Linked DNA regions of Homo sapiens: region 2 is linked to region 1. Evidence: chromatin contacts called from ENCODE Hi-C data. All regions are on one chromosome and are shown on one strand. The core of a region is the stretch at or near the end of the contact, and the rest is flanking DNA. Distances in the headings are between cores, read along the strand shown. Region 1 has its middle 190 kb from the start of ADO. Region 2 has its middle 96 kb from the start of ADO.

The links. A loop is a pair of places that touch in the nucleus more often than their neighbours do. Pooled maps may share reads with other maps.
Region 2: a map of GM12878 shows a loop between it and region 1 (2.7-fold over the local background). The contact joins two enhancer-like sites. A Hi-C loop is called at or near these places in 3 of 168 maps with a recorded cell type or tissue (A673, GM12878 and OCI-LY7), 5 of 37 single-sample maps with no recorded cell type and 3 of 50 pooled maps.

Annotation. Positions count from the first base shown.
Region 1 is chr10:62,612,430-62,615,516 of GRCh38, forward strand. No RefSeq gene overlaps it. Among named protein-coding and RNA genes, the nearest start is that of ADO, 190 kb to the right of the region's middle. Within about 2 kb of position 1,627, at least 2 of the 41 ENCODE cell types and tissues checked have a DNase peak (open chromatin) inside an H3K27ac peak, as active enhancers do.
Region 2 is chr10:62,707,276-62,710,362 of GRCh38, forward strand. No RefSeq gene overlaps it. Among named protein-coding and RNA genes, the nearest start is that of ADO, 96 kb to the right of the region's middle. Within about 2 kb of position 1,461, at least 2 of the 41 ENCODE cell types and tissues checked have a DNase peak (open chromatin) inside an H3K27ac peak, as active enhancers do.

The sequences.
Region 1 (3,087 bases), core at 377-2,876:
TCTCTACTAAAAATACAAAAATTAGCTGGGTGTGGTGGTGCACGCTTGTAGTCCCAGCTACTTGGGAGGCTGAGGCAGGAGAATCGCTTGACCCCAGGAGGCAGAGGTTGCAGTGAGCCGAGATCGCACCACTGCACTCCAGCCTGGTGACAGAGCGAGACTCCATCTCAGAAAAAAAAAAAAGAAAAAAGAAATGGGTGGGAAGGCAGTTGGTTGGGGAAAATCATGAGGGCGTCAGGGTCAGAGGCAAAGGAGATGCAGAAGCAGGGGGGCGGCTGACTACAAAGGCGTGTAGGAGGTAGAGTTGACAGGACTTGGTGACTTGATTGAGAATGATAGGGAGAAGTCAAGAAGGGCCCCAAGGACCCTAGCTGGGCCCATGGGACCATCTCAGAGCCCTTTCACCTAGCATCTAATGCATATTCCCTTTATGCATATGGAATCTATGATCTTCATTTTTTCCAGAGCAAAACTTACAATCAGCTAGGGGAATCAAGACATGTTATCTTCATGCGTCCTCCATCTTTGTTTCTGGTTTATAGTGGTTCTGCTGTTGTTTCAGAAGGGAGGAAGGACTAGACCCTTGGAGTGACTGCTTGACAACTGAAACCTTCAGAAGGGGAGAGCACCCACCCCTGGAGTGGTGGCAGGCTTTTCCATTCATGACAGATGGGAGCATAAAGCAACAAGATGTTTCTCCACAAACCTTAAAAGTGAACATACCCTTTTGCCCAGAATTTCTACTTTTTTTGGAATTTAGACTACAGAAAAAAATAATTAAAATGTACAAGAATGATCCTAAAGATTTATTTCAGGGATGCTCACTGCAAAGTTGTTTATAATTGTGAAAAGCTGGAAACAAACATGACACACAGAAATAGCACCTGGCCTTAGAGGACCCAAGGCTGGGCCTGACTCCCTAGCTGAGGAGTCTCAATATAGGGTGTGGGACTGGGAAGGAGATGTCCCAAGAATGTAGCGAGGCTCCTAATGTCACGTAGTGACCAACATGTTCTTTTTGAATTGGGGATGGGGCGGGGGGAGATGGTTCAACTGTACACATCAAGAATGGACTCTTTTCCCTTTCTCTTAGCTCCTAAGCATTGCTAAGCTGAGTGGTCGCAGCTGGAATAAGTAAGCTCTGGCTGGAAACTCCCCCGAGGAATCTCTCCTCCCTGCTGTTCTTCCCCACCCCCAGAAAGCTTCGTTTCATGTCTAAAAGCTCAAAGATGTGCTGAGTCATACTGTACAAATAGCAGTGGACTAGGGAATTATAAAATGTCGCTTCCTTTCTTTCTTGGACATTTATTTATTGAGTACCTACTATGTGCCATGCCCTATGCTAAGCCCCAGAGAGAGAATGAAAAATGCAACATAATCCCTACATATGGTAGTTACTTTCTTACCCAATATCAATTCTCCCCTTCTTCCTAACAATCCAAATCCTGATTGTATTTGGAATTTCAATTCATTCAAGTCATCAAATATATCTCCCATTCTCTTTGCCACTAGGGATATCTATCCAGTCCCATTCTGACCAAAGAGAGAGAAGCAAGAGTCACTAAGTGCAGCTTCCAGGAAAGCTCTGTAGAAGGAGCAGGCTTCATTAGTGAATACCTTATTAACTTCCCTTTTTCCAGTCTGGAAGTTGGATATAGAGAAAGAACAGTCATTTTGTGACCACTGGGTGACAAGCATGAAGAAAACAGCCACAAATTAAAGAGAGCTGAGCAGAAATCTACATGGAAACAGGGGCCCTAATGATTAATCATATTATAGAGTTATCACGGCAACCTTGGCTATCTAAAAAAAATTAGTCCCCTAATTTGTCTAAGATATTGATCAACTGGGCTTTTGGTTACTTGCAGCTGAACACAATCCTAACTGCCACTTGACTACCCATGGCCTAGGGGAGTAAACAGATTTCTAAGATATGATGCCTTCCAGGTTGATAAGCAGTTATGTGAACAGAGCACAGAATGGATAGATCTGCTTTGATGGAGGAGAAACAACTGGTCAAAAAGGGTTTCGGAAAGGAAGAGATGCTTGAGTTGGGTCTTGGAGGATGAGTCATTCCCCAGCCACGAAGGAGTAGAAATGGCATCCAGGTTGACAGGACATACACGCAAAGACAAGAGAAGTGAAATAACGTGGCACACTCAATAATGTCGCTGAAATGACTTCATCTGACTGGGAAGAGGATGCTTGTGGGATGAGGTGGGGGATGACATCGAAGAGGGTAGAAGCCAGGTCATAAAAAGACTTGTGGGATCTTGGACAAGTCACAAAGCCAGTTCACCTCCAGTTTCCTCAGCTATAAAGAGAGGGGGTTCACTGAGAGGAGGGGGTAGCTCTGACCAGGGGGCTGCTCTGCAACCATCCCTTGCGGAACACTGGTTGGAGGCTCTGGCTCCTTTGCAAGACCCGGAAGTTTCCACAGGAAGTGCTGTCCTGCCTGGCCCGCCTCCCTTGGTTTCACACTGCATGGTGTAGTCCAAGGACTGCACTGGCATTTCAGTTTGAACACTAAGCGGTGACTCAGAACCAACAGAAGTGTGGACAACTGTTTACTAAGAAGGCAGCCTTTGGTGTGACAAATTAGAGTGGGCTGCTGGATTGTGCAGCACTCATGAGCTAGGCAGCTTGGAAATAGCACATACCATCGCATTGGGCAGTTGATTCATTTCTTGTCCTGTCTTGCCAGGCAGGGCATCACATGCCAACCCAGTCAGACCCACCATCTATATCCAGGCCAGGGGAAGTGTTCTTTTTTTCTTTTTCTTTTTCTGGATGATGCCTTAAGTACTCTGAGATTTGTACCAGCATCCCTTGTTTGTTTTTTAAAATAACTCTATTATCCAGGAATATGACACTTTCTACTATTCATATGTTTAGTTTCCTTAACCTCTTGGAGCCAAAAGATTGCAGTCTATAGAGAGGACCATAAAGTTTTAGAGTCATGAATTAGCTTCTAGATCATCAAGCAATGTCAGCACTTCAATTCGCAGAATATTAAAAACCAACAAATATATATGGATATGCTAGGTATAAGGAAGTGTGATGGGCTAGATACTGTAAGAGAACAGA
Region 2 (3,087 bases), core at 211-2,710, 95 kb after region 1:
AAACAAAAATAAAGGGCAAAAGGTATTTCAAAGTGTTTATTTAAAGCGAGGCATTTGGTTGAGTTTGGTTTTAAATTAATAGAATAATTGCATTGTTTGGAAACACAAAAATGCTTTCTTTTAAAAACTTAACTTTGTTATATTTATCTGCTCTAGAAGATTCTTAGTAGTTAAAGAAGGTTGGCTTACTTCTGAATATGGGTGGCATGCATACCTCTATGCCTATCATAAAGAGATGTGGTTGTGGTTGTACTTCATTCAAAAACACAGAAAAAACATCAGAGTGCCTCAAAATAATCAATCCATTCAATGCCTTTTGCCACTCTCCTTCTACATGCCTACACCACACAGGGGATCTGCAAGTGGCAATCTTGCCACTTACGATTCGTTAGGAACTATAGCTATTCACAGTGTAGCTCCATCCATTTGTCCTAAATATGGACATGTCCCATCACCTTACAGAGAATAATTGAAAGCTTCTTCTCTAACAACTTAGCCTTACCGAAAAGCTTATCAAAAAGGTTATTACATAGAGAAACAACCAGTTGGCATATGCAATAAAGACCCTCCAAGTGCTTCCTTCAGGTATGCCTTATTGATAGATGTATTTTGTCGGCAAAGACTGAAAGGTCCCCACAAAAAAGTCTCATTTGTGCCCTGTTCTCCTTAGCCCAGTTGTTCATTTCATTAAGGTCATAGAGAGACATGTTCCGAGAATGCTATGCAAATTATCTAAAATTAGTGTAAGGCTATTTTCACCCTGCCAACCCCCTACTCTACTGATGCTAAATATATATTTATATATATACATATACAAAGCAGAGACTATAAGTAGCCTAGCTCCCATGAATGCCTGCAGCCTAATACCAGTGAAGAAAATATATTTGCTAAGTATTTGTCTTTTCATCTAGAACTATTCAAATGCCATTTGATCCTTTTGGAATCCAAACGGGTATAGTAACATTAAAGTTTATTTTCTTGCTTTTTAAAGCACAAAGGAGCCAAATCTATTGTCTTGATTGATCTGTGTTTTCTTGCTGCACCAGCAGATGAATTTTATGTATTTGTGTATTTTGATTCCATCTCTCCTGGTGTCATAGATACAGGAATATACTTAATCTCTGACATGCATTGCAATGCCAGAGCAACATGGTAGTGAAAGGCTTCCAGGACAAGTTCTCCTAAAAGCTCATCCTCACAGGTTAGCTCTTCTCCTTAAAAGTGTATACTAACTCCTAAGAGAAAATTTGTTTTTAATGGTTCCTGGGTTTTGTCTCTGGGAGACTGTTTTGCATGTAAATTCCTTTGGACCAGAGTCAGGAATATCCTTTCTGTGAGCCTTTTGGGTATATTTTCATGGCAGCCAGTTCATTCTGTGTTAACTAAAGTCTATCAGTTGGTTGATTTTTTTCCATCGTATCCTGAACCAGAAACCTCAAGATCTCACGTGCCCGTTAGTCCCTGCCCAAGACCCAAGGTCAGATGATTTCCCACAGAGCCAAATATAGAGAAAACAAAACAAAACTCACTGAGCCCTACTGTAGGAGGAAGAAGAGGAGTGTTCCACTTTCAGAGCAGCTTAAACTACAGCCTGTGTTCCCACGATGCAGGGAGTATCCCTCCACATTTTGTAAATGTTCCAAAGGGCCATGCCAGGTAATATTTTGCCATCAGGATGCTCAGCTTGTGGCCTACATTAGATAATGCATAATTCATTCTCTCAGATTGCTTTTGAGCTAGTTGAGAGAGTAAGATATAGACACATAAAATGATTAGTAAATTGTTGGCAAACAAGTGCTAATACAGATGTCTGGAGACTAGTTAATGAAATGCAACAAATCTGTGTTTCTAAAACCCCTCAGTTCGTAATGATTGGTCATGCTTTCATCTACCATAAACCCAGCATCTCTAGTAATAACCCTTGCTTCCAATTTTAATTCAGCAAGCCTAGTCATGGCTAATTTCTCATTAATCTCCTAGTCAATGAGATTCTGTTACAGAGGGGCTGAATGACTTTTTAAGATAGACTAGTGGGACCCCAAAAGATACTATGAGCCAACAGTACACTCTATATTCTAGTTGTTTCGACCTAGAGATGACTATTATGACTCAATAAATCTATTATTGGAAACAAAATATTTTTTAAAGTGACTTACTGTTGTAACTAAGCAAAACCCACAAATCCAAAAGTCCTGTGGCCATGGTATCACATGCGGTGAAACGTCAGCTATAGATGTCCACCAAAAAACAGTGTAATGTTCATTTGCACAGTCAAAACAAACTTTTATTAAATGCTTATCCCATGCCAAGACCAAAGTATACAAGATAAGTGAAAAAAATGGTTAAGAAACATACAAATGAACAAATCAATAAAATGGTGTGATAATTACTATTAGCAAAAGAATCTAGAAAGTACTAACAGAGTACTTATAGTAAAATGAAAGAGTTTTATAAGGAATCAGGAAAGGCACTCCAGAGAAGGTGACATTTGATATGGGCCTTAAAAGATGAATAGGAGTTCATGAGAAGTGGCAGCACAGCATATGTTCACAAACCACTATATCTACAGTATCCAATATGAAGTTTAGAAGTATGTGAACACATAACACTTCTAAGAGGAGCAATGAGTGGCTTGGCATGGCTGGAAATAAGGACACAGGGAGATTCTGAGGTTAAGAAAAGACTGTTTTAAGACTGTGAAGGGCCTTACGTGCTCTGCGAAAGAGCAAGTATGGGACTGCTAACTGCTTTTAAGCAGGAGGACGACATGATTAGTATGTAAAAGATATACAGAAGGAAAGATACGAGGTGGGAAGGGAAGGCCAGTATTCCAATAGCCAGAGAAAGAGGTAATAAGAACCTGAATTATTTATATCTTTATTTGTTTGTTGCCTGTTTTCCATCTTGTTTCAGAGGAAACTGAAGGCAGCATCTAAGAATGCATAAAATATGAAGTGGTATAAAATAAGTGTAAAACCAAAGAAGAATGAAAAACAACGATCAAATGGCTCCATTCGAGATGGGGCACAAATGAAGAGTTAAAAATAAACGTTCTACATATTGGTTAATGATTGCCCAAGAGAAGTA